2 separate regions of the Mus musculus genome follow, and region 2 is linked to region 1. A link is a loop called in an ENCODE intact Hi-C map of the cell type or tissue named here. Cell type or tissue: heart. All regions are shown on one strand. Links, peaks and the distances in the headings refer to the core of each region. The heading gives the core; the rest is flanking DNA.

The links. A loop is a pair of places that touch in the nucleus more often than their neighbours do. Peaks named below come from ENCODE experiments on the same cell type or tissue, not always from the same donor. Only the 100,000 strongest peaks of a DNase experiment are listed, where the experiment ranks them.
Region 2: it touches region 1 in a loop (2.4-fold over the local background); 4 of 42 quality-filtered maps call a loop at or near these places.

What each region holds. Positions count from the first base shown.
Region 1 is chr10:111,106,737-111,112,116 of GRCm38, forward strand. No RefSeq gene overlaps it. Among named protein-coding and RNA genes, the nearest start is that of Gm29916, 26 kb to the left of the region's middle. In heart, for the core only: CTCF peaks have their summits at 821 (motif pointing right) and 2,228 (motif pointing left); no DNase peak of the experiment used is centred there; H3K27ac peaks cover 1,021 bases.
Region 2 is chr10:111,270,947-111,276,326 of GRCm38, forward strand. Osbpl8 (oxysterol binding protein-like 8) reads left to right here. Exons shown (of 24, transcript NM_175489.3): 11 at 1,128-1,365; 12 at 2,080-2,264; 13 at 4,045-4,126. Among named protein-coding and RNA genes, the nearest start is that of Bbs10, 25 kb to the right of the region's middle. In heart, for the core only: no CTCF peak of the experiment used is centred there; a DNase peak (open chromatin) is centred at 2,145; H3K4me3 peaks cover 877 bases; H3K27ac peaks cover 1,280 bases.

The DNA.
Region 1 (5,380 bases), core at 55-5,054:
AACAATGTTGTGATGGCAAAGTCAGCCAAGCTAGTGACTAAAACTCCAAGGAACTATTTATTATGACACACAGAGGTTGTGGTCCCAGGAGTGCATAGGAATCCTTATTGCTACACACACACACACACACACACACACAATGTGATTTTAGATGAATTATTTGATATCTTTGAGTGTTTTGTTTACCATGTGCACCTCATGTGTGTGACTGATATCTGAGGTGGTCAGTAAGGTACACCCTGGAATTAACCAATAGATGGAGCTGGGTGGTGCTGGCAAGACTTTAATCCCAGCACTCAGGAGGCAGGGCAGGTGGATCCCTGAGTTCAAGGTCAGGCTGGTCTAGAGAGTGAGTTCTAGGACAGCCAGGGCTACACAGAGAATCAATCTTTCTCTTTCTCTCCTTTCTCTTTTTTTTTCTCTCTCTCTGATACAGAGAGACAGACAGACATACAGAGACAGAGAGCACTGAAGAGAGAACGCTGGGTGAGTAGGGAGGGGAAGGAGAATCTGGGAAGAGGTGAACAAGAGGAAAAAAAATAACCAAAATATACTGTATAAAATTCTCAACAGACAAACAAAAACATTAGTGGGGATGGGAGAACACCAGCCCAGGGTAGCCTCGAACTCATGACTTCCCTGCTTTAGCATACTGAGTGCTCGGAGTATCAGCATGTGCCACCACATTCGGCTCTCTTGAGGGATCTTTACACCTTTTAAAATGTCTTTTAAAAATACTTATTTATTTTGGTGTGTGTGTGTGTGTGTGAATGCCTAGTGTATTTCATGTGCCACATTCATGCAGTGCCCAAGGAGGCCAGAAGAGGGCATCCAATCTCTGGGAACTGAGCTGCTATAAGGCGTTCCAGAAACCAAAGTTGGGTCTTGAAACGGTAGCAAGTGCAACTGCTGAGCCATCTCTTCCTACCAAAGATACAAGCGCGTAGGAAGTCCCTGAGAGAGGAGGTAGATTTTGTGTCAAGGGAGGGTGGTGGTAAATGGCACACCAGCTGTGAACCAGAGGACGCTCACTAAGCCCACAACTTATTTCCTGCTGAGAATTTCTTCATTGGTGAGCAGCTGGAGACAGCGGGATGGTATCCCGCCTTGCCTTGTTCTGCTCATTCTAAAGTCTAGTAACCATAAATAAAACTGTTACTTGAGTTAAATAAAAACATCTCTTGGGGCCATCAGAAATTTCTTAAATTGAGTTTTTCAGTTTTAGAAACTGGTTTTGCGATCAATAGAAAGGGTTTGAATACCTTTCGGTTACTGGGCTAGACCCTGAGTCTCAGGGACTGATGCCCACGTGACTAGCTGGAGCTCTCAGTAAGGGTGGGGAATGTCAGAGGAAGTGAGGTTGCCCAGATGGGAAGACCACTTTAAAGATGCTCTATCTTCTGCTACATCAGCGGTTCTCAGCCTTCCTAACGTCATGACCCTTTAATACAGTTCCTCCAACCATGAAATTATTTTTGTTGCTACTTTATAACTGTAATTTTGCTACCATTATAAATCATAATGTAAACACGACCCCTGTAAAGGGTCATTTGACCCCCAAAAGGGTTTCAACCCATAGGTTGAGAACCACTGTTCTAGATGAAAGGGAGATAGTTGAAGTCTTTAAATGGGGATAAAATGTACCCGATGTGTGTTTTTCGAGGCTAGCCTGGTCTACAAAGCAAGTTCTAGGGCAGCTGGGGCTATAAAAAACAAAAACAAAAACAAACAAACAAAAACCCTTGTCTCAAAAAGCTAAAAAGCGCCGGGCGTGGTGGCGCACGCCTTTAATCCCAGCACTCAGGAGGCAGAGGCAGGCGGATTTCTGAGTTCGAGGCCAGCTTGGTCTACAAAGTGAGTGCCAGGACAGCCAGGGCTACACACAGAGAAACCCTGTCTCGAAAAACCAAAAAAAAAAAAAAAAAAAAAAAAAAAAAAAAAAAAAAAAAAAAAAAAAAAACCAAAAACAAAAAAAGCTAAAAAGCTATCCCCACCTCCACCTCCCAACCCCCTTCCAAAACGAAAGTCTCTCCATGAATGAAACAGCAAGGCAGAGCCCTTGAGACCCCACAAAAAGATGAGTGCCGAAGAAGAAAAGGAAGCGGATGATGCTCCCCCGCCCCTCTCTTTGTGTGTGTCTATTTAAGCATCTTCAAGGATGTTCAGCACCATCCAATAAAGGGAATTTTTGCTAATTATTGAGGCTGCCGCGGAAGGTCTGCCACCTAGTGGACAGTCGTGGAGAAAACTATGTATGTTTTGTTGAAGGGCCAGAAACATTGGTACCAAATTACGCCGTCCGAATCTTCTCAGTATCTTTGTTATTAGCATATTGTCACCGTATTCAGCTTTTAAGGGTCAGGGAGATGGCTCCGTGGGTAAAAAGTGCTGGCTCACACGCCCAAAAACCTGACCCCTGGACCTCACTTTAAGAGCAAGGCAGGATGCGATATACCTGCAATCCCATCTCTTCTAGGACAAGACAGGAGGTGGGAGGTGGAGTCCGAAGAACCACCCGCAAGCTCCCTGGCTATCCTGAAATACACAGCACAGCAACAGAAACAGGAGAGACCAGCCTCAAAACAAAAGGGACGACAAACAGTTCCTCAAACATGCCCTCTGACCAAGTCCCCGTGTGCACCGTGGCACGCATGCGCCCACACTCTCAGCCATGCATGCACACACTAAATACATAAATACATAAACACAGGGTAGGGGTGTAGGTCAGTTGGTAGAATGCTCGCTGAGCATGCTTGAAGCCTTGGGCTCAATACCCAGCAGCCCTAAAACAGAGTCCATGTCAGTGTATACCGGTAAACGCACCCCTGGGGAGGTAGAGGCAGCATGATCAGATTTTTAAGGTCATCTTTGCTTACATAATGAGTTTGAGGCCAGCTGGTGATACGTGGGAGCCTTCCCTGAGTCTCTCCTCTCTCTACCCTTCCCCTCCCCCTCCTTCTCTTCTTCTTCCTTTACCTCTACACTCCTCTACTTCCTTCAGTTGGTTATTGTTTTAAGACAGAATCTCACTACGTAGCCTCAACTGGTCTAGAACTTACTACATAGACTAGACTGCCTTCAAACTCACAGAGATCCACCTGCCTCTGGTTCCCAAGCGCGAGGATTAAGGGCATGAGCCACCATGCCCAGCTTCTTTTCTCTCTGGCATCTGCCAGTTGAATTAAAAAAAAAAAAAAGACAACAACAATTTAGAAAGCTCTGGACTAGAAAAATAGCTCAGCGGTTAAGAGCACTGACTGTTCTTCCAAAGGTCCTGAATTCAAATGCCAGCAACCACATGGTGACTGACATCCATCTGTAATGAGATCTGACACCCTCTTCTGGTGTGTCTAAAGACAGCAACAGTATACTTACATCTAATAATAAATAGATCTTGGGGCCAGAGCAAACAGGGCTGGAGCGAGCAGAGGTCCTGAGTTCAATTCCCAGCAACGTCATGATAGCTCACAACCATCTGTATAGCTACAGTATACTCATATACATAAAAATAAATAAATAAATCTTTTTTAAAAAGCATTTAGAAAGCTCAATTCATTTTATTTAAGGGCATATTTCCAAATTTGGAGAATAAAGGACCCTCTTAAGAAAAAAAATTGGGGGGGGGGGTCTGTATTTTTGTTTTTTAGTGGGAGGATACCAGAGGAAAAGAATCACCTTCATTCGTCACTAGAACTATTTCATAAAAGCAAGATGTCAGGCTAGCAGGATGGCTCAGTAAGGGAAGGACCTTTCTACCAAGCTTCGTAGCCTGAGTTTGATCCCTAACATCCATTGATGGAAGGAGAGAAGTGACACTCAGGTGACTTCTGACCTTCACGCATGCACTGTGACATGTGCGCGCGCGCGCGCACACACACACACACACACACACACAAACACACGATGTCTCATACTTGTGAGGTTGTAGAAGCGTGTTAGCAATACTGCGTTTGTATCTCTGGTGATGGTGAATATCTGCTCAGCGGTGCGATTATACCTCTGGTTATATTATATTGCCCAAAGTAGGTCCAAAACTCTGAAAATTCTGTATGTACATTTTGGAGAGCCGTGTACCCTGAGACACAGCTGGTCTGCGGAAATTCTCCCTGTATGTGTCTGGCCACTCAGAGAGCGCCTCTCTGATGCTCTTGAGGGCAGTGTGATCAGCGCATCCTGGTGTCTGGCTTTATCTCCTCAAAGGGACCTAAGCTATAAACCGGAGATAATTCATGTTTCAAAAATCCAGATCTTTTATTAACACAAAAGGAAAAGCACCAAGCCACCAGCTATTGAATTAGGTCTTTGTATTCCGTCCTCCAGTGGGCCATTTTCGGAAACAGGCTTTTCAGACCTCATGGGTTCCATAAGCTCTCTGGCCAAAGAAAATGCAGCTGTTCTCTTTCTAAAACGGGAATGACGGGGTCTGTTTCATGTCTGCTGAGGTGTGTGATAGAGAGAGCGGTTTCAGTGCTGACTCTAAAAGGTCCCTTTATTGCCTTCGCTGGCCAGGGTGATAATGTTCTATAATTGTGCAAATGGAACGAAGGGAGAGTGTTGTGCTGTCAGAAATGGGACTCGGAGGCAAAGGAGACAGACAATATTGGACATAGGATGGTGGCTCACACCTGTAATCCCAAGTCTTGGGAGCCACAGATTCGAGGCCAGGCTGGTCTACACGGTGAGTTCCAGGCCAGTAAGAGATGCTGGGAAATGGTTGTCCGGCTGATACAGTGCTAGCCTAACATACATGAAACCCTGGTGTGACCCCTGCCACTGTATAAGCTGCTAGGCACGGTGGCTGGCACACCTGTAATCCCAGCATTCTGGAGGAGGAGACAAAGGATAACAAATTTGAGGTCATTGTTATTTGCATAGGTAGCTCAAGGCTAGCTTGGACAATGTGAGCTATCTAAAAGAAAAAAAGAAAAAAAAAAAGTTACCAAGTGTGATGGCTATTCCTGGTTGTCAACTTGACTACATCTGGAATGAATTACAATCCAGAAACGGAGGGCACACCCGTGTTTGAGATCTTGAGGCTGGAAGACACAGGCTTTCGATCCAGATCTTGAGACATAGTAGCCATGAAAAATTTAGGCCCAGGAAAAGGAGGTACTGGCCTTTAATCCCAGAGACAGAGGCAAAAAGATCTCTGAGTTCAAGACCGTTCTGGGACAGAGCAAGTTCCAAGTAAAGAAAATGTCCAGGTGTGGTGGTACACACCGTTAATCTGGGCCATCCCTTTTGCTGGAGGCCTACATTAGTAGGTGGAAAAAGGAAGTGTTTATTCTTGTTTGCCTGCTTGCACATACTTGCCAGCACATCTGTTGGAACCTATTTCTTCAGGATTCCAACGTATAGAGGAGACCAGGTGAAACTGCTC
Region 2 (5,380 bases), core at 148-5,147, 160 kb after region 1:
AAGATCAGTTTGAACCCTGTACCCCATCTTGCATTGAAATAACGAGATCGCTCTTCCCTTCTGCTGTCCTGCTCTTAGCTGCTTTGTAACGGCACTGGGCTTTGTCTGCCATTTGTGAAGCATTTTTATATATTTTTTTAGTGTGTATGGGTGTGGTTTGCCTGTTTGCATGCGTGTCTGTGCTCCATATTCCCACAGTGCCTTCAGAGGCTAGAAGAGGGTGTCAGGCCCCTGCAACAGGAGTTGCATATGATTTGGGTGCTGGGAATTGAACCTGGGCCCTCTGGAAGATTGGCCAGTTCTCTTAACCACTGAGCCTCTCTAGGTCCTGTGGAAGGAAGCATTTTGAGTGGTAACTTTATCTGGCTCATGGTTTTACCTGTTGAAGTAGTCACTGTAGCTAATACTAACAATATTTCTCTGGCAAAGCTGCAGTGCAGTGCACACATCTCTTTCAGGTGCTGGCCTCTCTTTGTTGCTTTACAGAAAACAATCCCTTCCTCCTCTTATCATTTAAAGCTTCGTTTGGGGCGACAGATTTATTCCCTTAAGCTGAAAGTGTTATTTGCCTTGTTCCCTGGAAGTTTACCCCTGCTGATGAAGCCTATCAGATAGATGCTAAATATAGCTCGGAGCACGTTTCCATCCCGCTCTTAGCAGTTAGTTTGGGTTACTTTGGAGCTCTTCACAGGGACAAGCCGGAATTCCCTGAGAACCTGAGAGTCCTGACTTAGTGTTTTTCTTCAGACCGACCGTGGCAGTGGCCCTGCTTCCAGGACTGTGGTTGTGAGGCGTGAGGTGGGCAGGGGTAGCAGGCGTAGACTGCATCTCGCTGGGAATATTCTGGCCCCAAGAGGAGAGAGGGAAGAGCTGGGTTAGTCATCGCTCGCTGGCTCGCTCGCTCGTCCGTCATTGCAGGCTCTGCCCATGTCCCTGTGCCTCTGTCCACTGCTCTGTAAGGGAAGTCGAAGGGTGTTCCCTAGCATGGGAGTTCCAAAGGTTACAGAAACTCAGTAAAGCTTTTAGAGCTGTGCATAGCACATAGTCCTTTCCAGTAAGTGCCACGTTATCCAGTTATGAACTCGTCTTCTTCGCCTCCTTTGTTCTTCCTTGTACTTATCACTAAGGTTGAATGACAGTGAGATCGAAAGACAGCACTTTAAGGACCAAGATTTGTACTCTGATAAATCTGACAAGGAGAACGACCCGGAGCACGATGAGTCTGACAACGAGGTGCTGGGGAAGAGCGAGGAGAGCGACACAGACACGTCCGAAAGGCAAGACGACTCGTACATCGACCCTGAGCCTGTGGAGCCCTTAAAGGAGACCACCTACATGGAGCAGAGCCACGAAGAACTGGGAGAGGTGAGTGCACTGGTGGCTCAGAGACTCACTAACTCAAGAAAATTCCTACACAAAACGAGAGGTATTATTTGCTTGGCCTATTGTTTTCCCCAAAGAATATTCTGTGTCACATGTCTTTTCAAAGGTATATTTTGAAATTTAGTTGCATTTATCAGTGACAACAACAACAACAAATACCCATAGGCCAGTGTGCTCTTATGGTTTACATTTTCAAGTTTGTTTTTGAAATAGGATATTGCTTGATGTCATTGCCAGCTATAAAGTAAATTGCAAACGAGCATAAATTTAAAACTTGCTTGTTATTACCAGTGCGTAGAATTCAATGTATGTAAAACAGTGAACTACAAAGCTGGGCATGGTGGCACAGTCCTGTAATATCAGCACGTGAGGATTAAGTCTGCAGGTTTCAAGGCAGCCTGGGCTACACAGCAAGGGCAGCCTGGGCTACACAGCAAGGCCTTGTTTCAATAGAAAAATAGATTTAACTGAATAAATACAATAATACTTTAGTTCTTTCATATCCACTGTTACTTTGATATTTCTTGCAGCCCTGCGTTTACTTTTATAGACTATATTCTATTACCTAACGGCTTTTGCGCATTCCATAATGCCTGGAGTGATCCTGAGAGCCATGCTTCTGACATTCACTGCCTCGTCTGTGTTGTCTGTGTCTAAGGAATAGAATATTTCAGTGTGCTCTGTTGATTGTTACAGGCAGGTGAGGCCTCTCAAACGGAAACTGTGTCTGAAGAAAACAAAAGCCTTATCTGGACGCTGCTCAAGCAAGTCCGTCCCGGCATGGACCTATCCAGGGTGGTTCTTCCTACGTTTATTTTGGAGCCCCGCTCTTTCCTGGATAAGCTTTCAGATTACTACTACCACGCCGATTTCCTGTCTGAGTAAGTAGAGTCTTCTGGAAAGAGAAAATCCCCCTATCTCGAGAAAGGAACCAAAGCCAGGCCTCTTTAGTGCTTTGGCTCTTGAACTGTGTAAATGTAAGGTTTTAAATAAAACTTCCTAATAAGAATTTTGAAACTAGGAGAACTATCAGTGTGTTGTTACTAAAGAAATACTCAATGATTTTGTTTGTCAGCAAACCTAGATCTAGACTCTGTCATCTTGTAGTGTATCTTCAAAGGTCAGACTCTACTGTGGGATGCACTTGTGAAGGAGAGTATGTTTTCATAAATGAGGGCCTAATGATTGGGTACATTAGCAGCAAAAGTGAAAAGAACTTGTCTGTAAAGTCACTTTGAACAGTCACACTCACTCCTTTGTAGGAGTTACAATAGTCAGTTGGTCACTGGAGAGGGAAGCGGAATCATGGTCCCTCCAGACTTCCTCTCTATAGAGTAGATGTTACACTGGTAGTTTGTTCAAGAGGAAAATCAGGCTGGTGACATACACAGGAAGCGTGCAGGATGATGGTTGAGGAAACTGGTGATTGAAATGATCTTAACTCTTGTCACGTGGAAACATGAGCTTTATATTTATAGCAGGGATATAATCACAGTCTTGGGTCTGAGAGGCTCCCAGCAGCCTCTGCTCTATTAATTCTTAACAGTGTTCTGCACTGTTGATTCTTTAACACCAACTGTCAGACTGCATGCAAGCAAGTGAGCAGTGATGGACGAGCCTTCCCTAATCAGTCCTTTGACTGGGCACCAAGCACCACAGGATGCCAAATCTCAAAAGGCTGTATTTGTTTGTTTCAATGAAAGAAAAAGCGTTGTGTGGGGTGGTTTTTGTTTTGGGTTTATGGTTCCTGAGAGAATCCTAATCCTGTGGAGGCAGGGCAGTAGATGGCCTGAACAGGGAGCTGAGAGATTACATGTCCAGCCCATTGGAAAAGCAGAATGTGTTTATTCTCTAATCACGCTTAACCGCAGACGTCCTAGTTAATCCTGGCTCTACAGAGCCTCATTTGGGAACTTTGCTTTGGAATTTCCAAAAACATTTTAGCAGTGCCCTGGGTAGTACATCAGAGAATCAGAAAAAACTGGGGTAAGGTACACAGATATTTTAAAAAAGATTTATTTTTAAAAATTGCGTGTCTATTTGTTGTAGCAGGTAGGAGGGGTGGGGAGAGGTGCGTGCGTGTCTGCAGAGGCCGGAGAGGGCTTGGATGTTTTGGAGTTGAAGTTACGGGCGGTTGGGAGCCATTGGACAAGGCTGCTAGGGATGGATGGACCTGAGCCTTACAGAGGAGTAAGCAGTTTAAGCTCTGAGCCATCTTGGTAGCACCAAGGAGAAGTATTCTAGAAGCAAATTAATATGATTGCTTTCCTGTTTATTTGAACATAGTCATAGAAAGTATGAAAGAATTTGTGATGGCATAAAATGACATTCAAAGATGCAAACAGGATTTGTAACTAATATTGAAAATGAAAACATTAATTCTCCAATGTGTTTGCAAAAGTACACATATGTAACACAAAATGCCTACACTGGTAGTCAAAGTGAGTCACTAAATTCAAAAAAGAAATACAGGCCTAAAATTAATGCTATATAATTTGGAGATTCTAAATTACAGAAATAAGTGTCCTATAATGAAATCCCCTCATTCTGCAAAACACATTTCCCTGTGCTGAGGGGCAGTCAGAGCTCAGCATCTCCTCTGCAGATACTGAAAACCTCCCTGCAACCCCCAAGACTATATTTACCGTTTTTGTTTTTTAGAGCTGCTCTAGAAGAAAATCCGTATTTCCGTTTGAAGAAAGTCGTGAAATGGTATTTGTCAGGATTTTATAAGAAGCCAAAGGTAATGTTTATATTTTGTTTCTTTTTCCTCCCTTTAAGAGAATTTCCGTGTATATATTGTGTGGGCATTCAGGTACCATGGTGTACACGTGGGGTCAGTGCTTTCGACAGCATGTGAGTCTTGCAGATCAAACAAGTCAGCAGAATTGGAGGCAAGTACCTCTCTCTGCTGAGGCGTCTCACTGACCCACTGTGGGGCTGCTAAAGCACACAGAAAGCACAACTGACTCCCAAAAGCATCTGAGGGCAGTTCATGTTTGTGATCATTCGTTGTCCTAACCGTTATGACAGACTGGTAAGTGCACTGTGGTAGCTAGAACTAGAGCCGCCTTCCTGTTCTAGTTTCTCTGTCTTTTCTATTCCAAGGACTACAATCAGAAAGCAAGAGTAAGGAATATGTTTGAAGGTACAGTGGTGGGAAAGACTTATGAGGCTCATATAAAATGCTTTAACTGGAAAGGTGAAGCGGCCATCCGAGGATAGGTGCCACCACTAACCCAATGATGTGACATCACTGTATCCACAGAGAAGTGTGGTTTTAATAAAGTAGAGTTCACATTCCTTCTGTTAGGAGAGTGTATACATTTGCATTGCGCTGGTCAAGCACTGAGAACTGAACACAGTAGAGTTTCATGGGAAGAACATCAAAACAGGAATTCACAAATTCAGTTTTTAAGTATAAATAAAGAAAATATCCAATAAAAAATTTATTTCTAAGAATATTATGAACTATATGTGTGAACCTGGACAAATCAAATTTTAAGTCTATCTGAAAAGACTCAAAAGATGGAGATGTTGACATACAAATACTGTATTATCTGGCATTTCCAATACTGGGTAAATACTAAAAATGGCAGTTTTATATTCAAAAGATAGTTGGCCCTCCATGTTCACTGCAGCACTCTGCAGTAACCACAGTATAGGCTGGCCTCGGCCTGCAGCAGGTGGATGGACAAATGCTGGATCAGTCAGTGTGCAGCTGGTTTAGGCCACCCCTGCTCCTGAGGCATCTCACAAGAATGCCTGCCTCTCAGAGTTGCTGTCTTACTTTTACATCCTATTTATTATTGGTTGACATTTTCACACATGTATAATTTTACAATTTGGCCATTTTCTATGCCCGTTGCCCTCTTTCATCTTTATATATTCTTGAGTTTTCTCTCTCTTTTTAAGTTTTTATGTATAATGTTAAGGTTGTATACCAGCAGTTACCATGAAATTGCAAAGTTTGTCTTTAGATAGAATCCTGATTGAA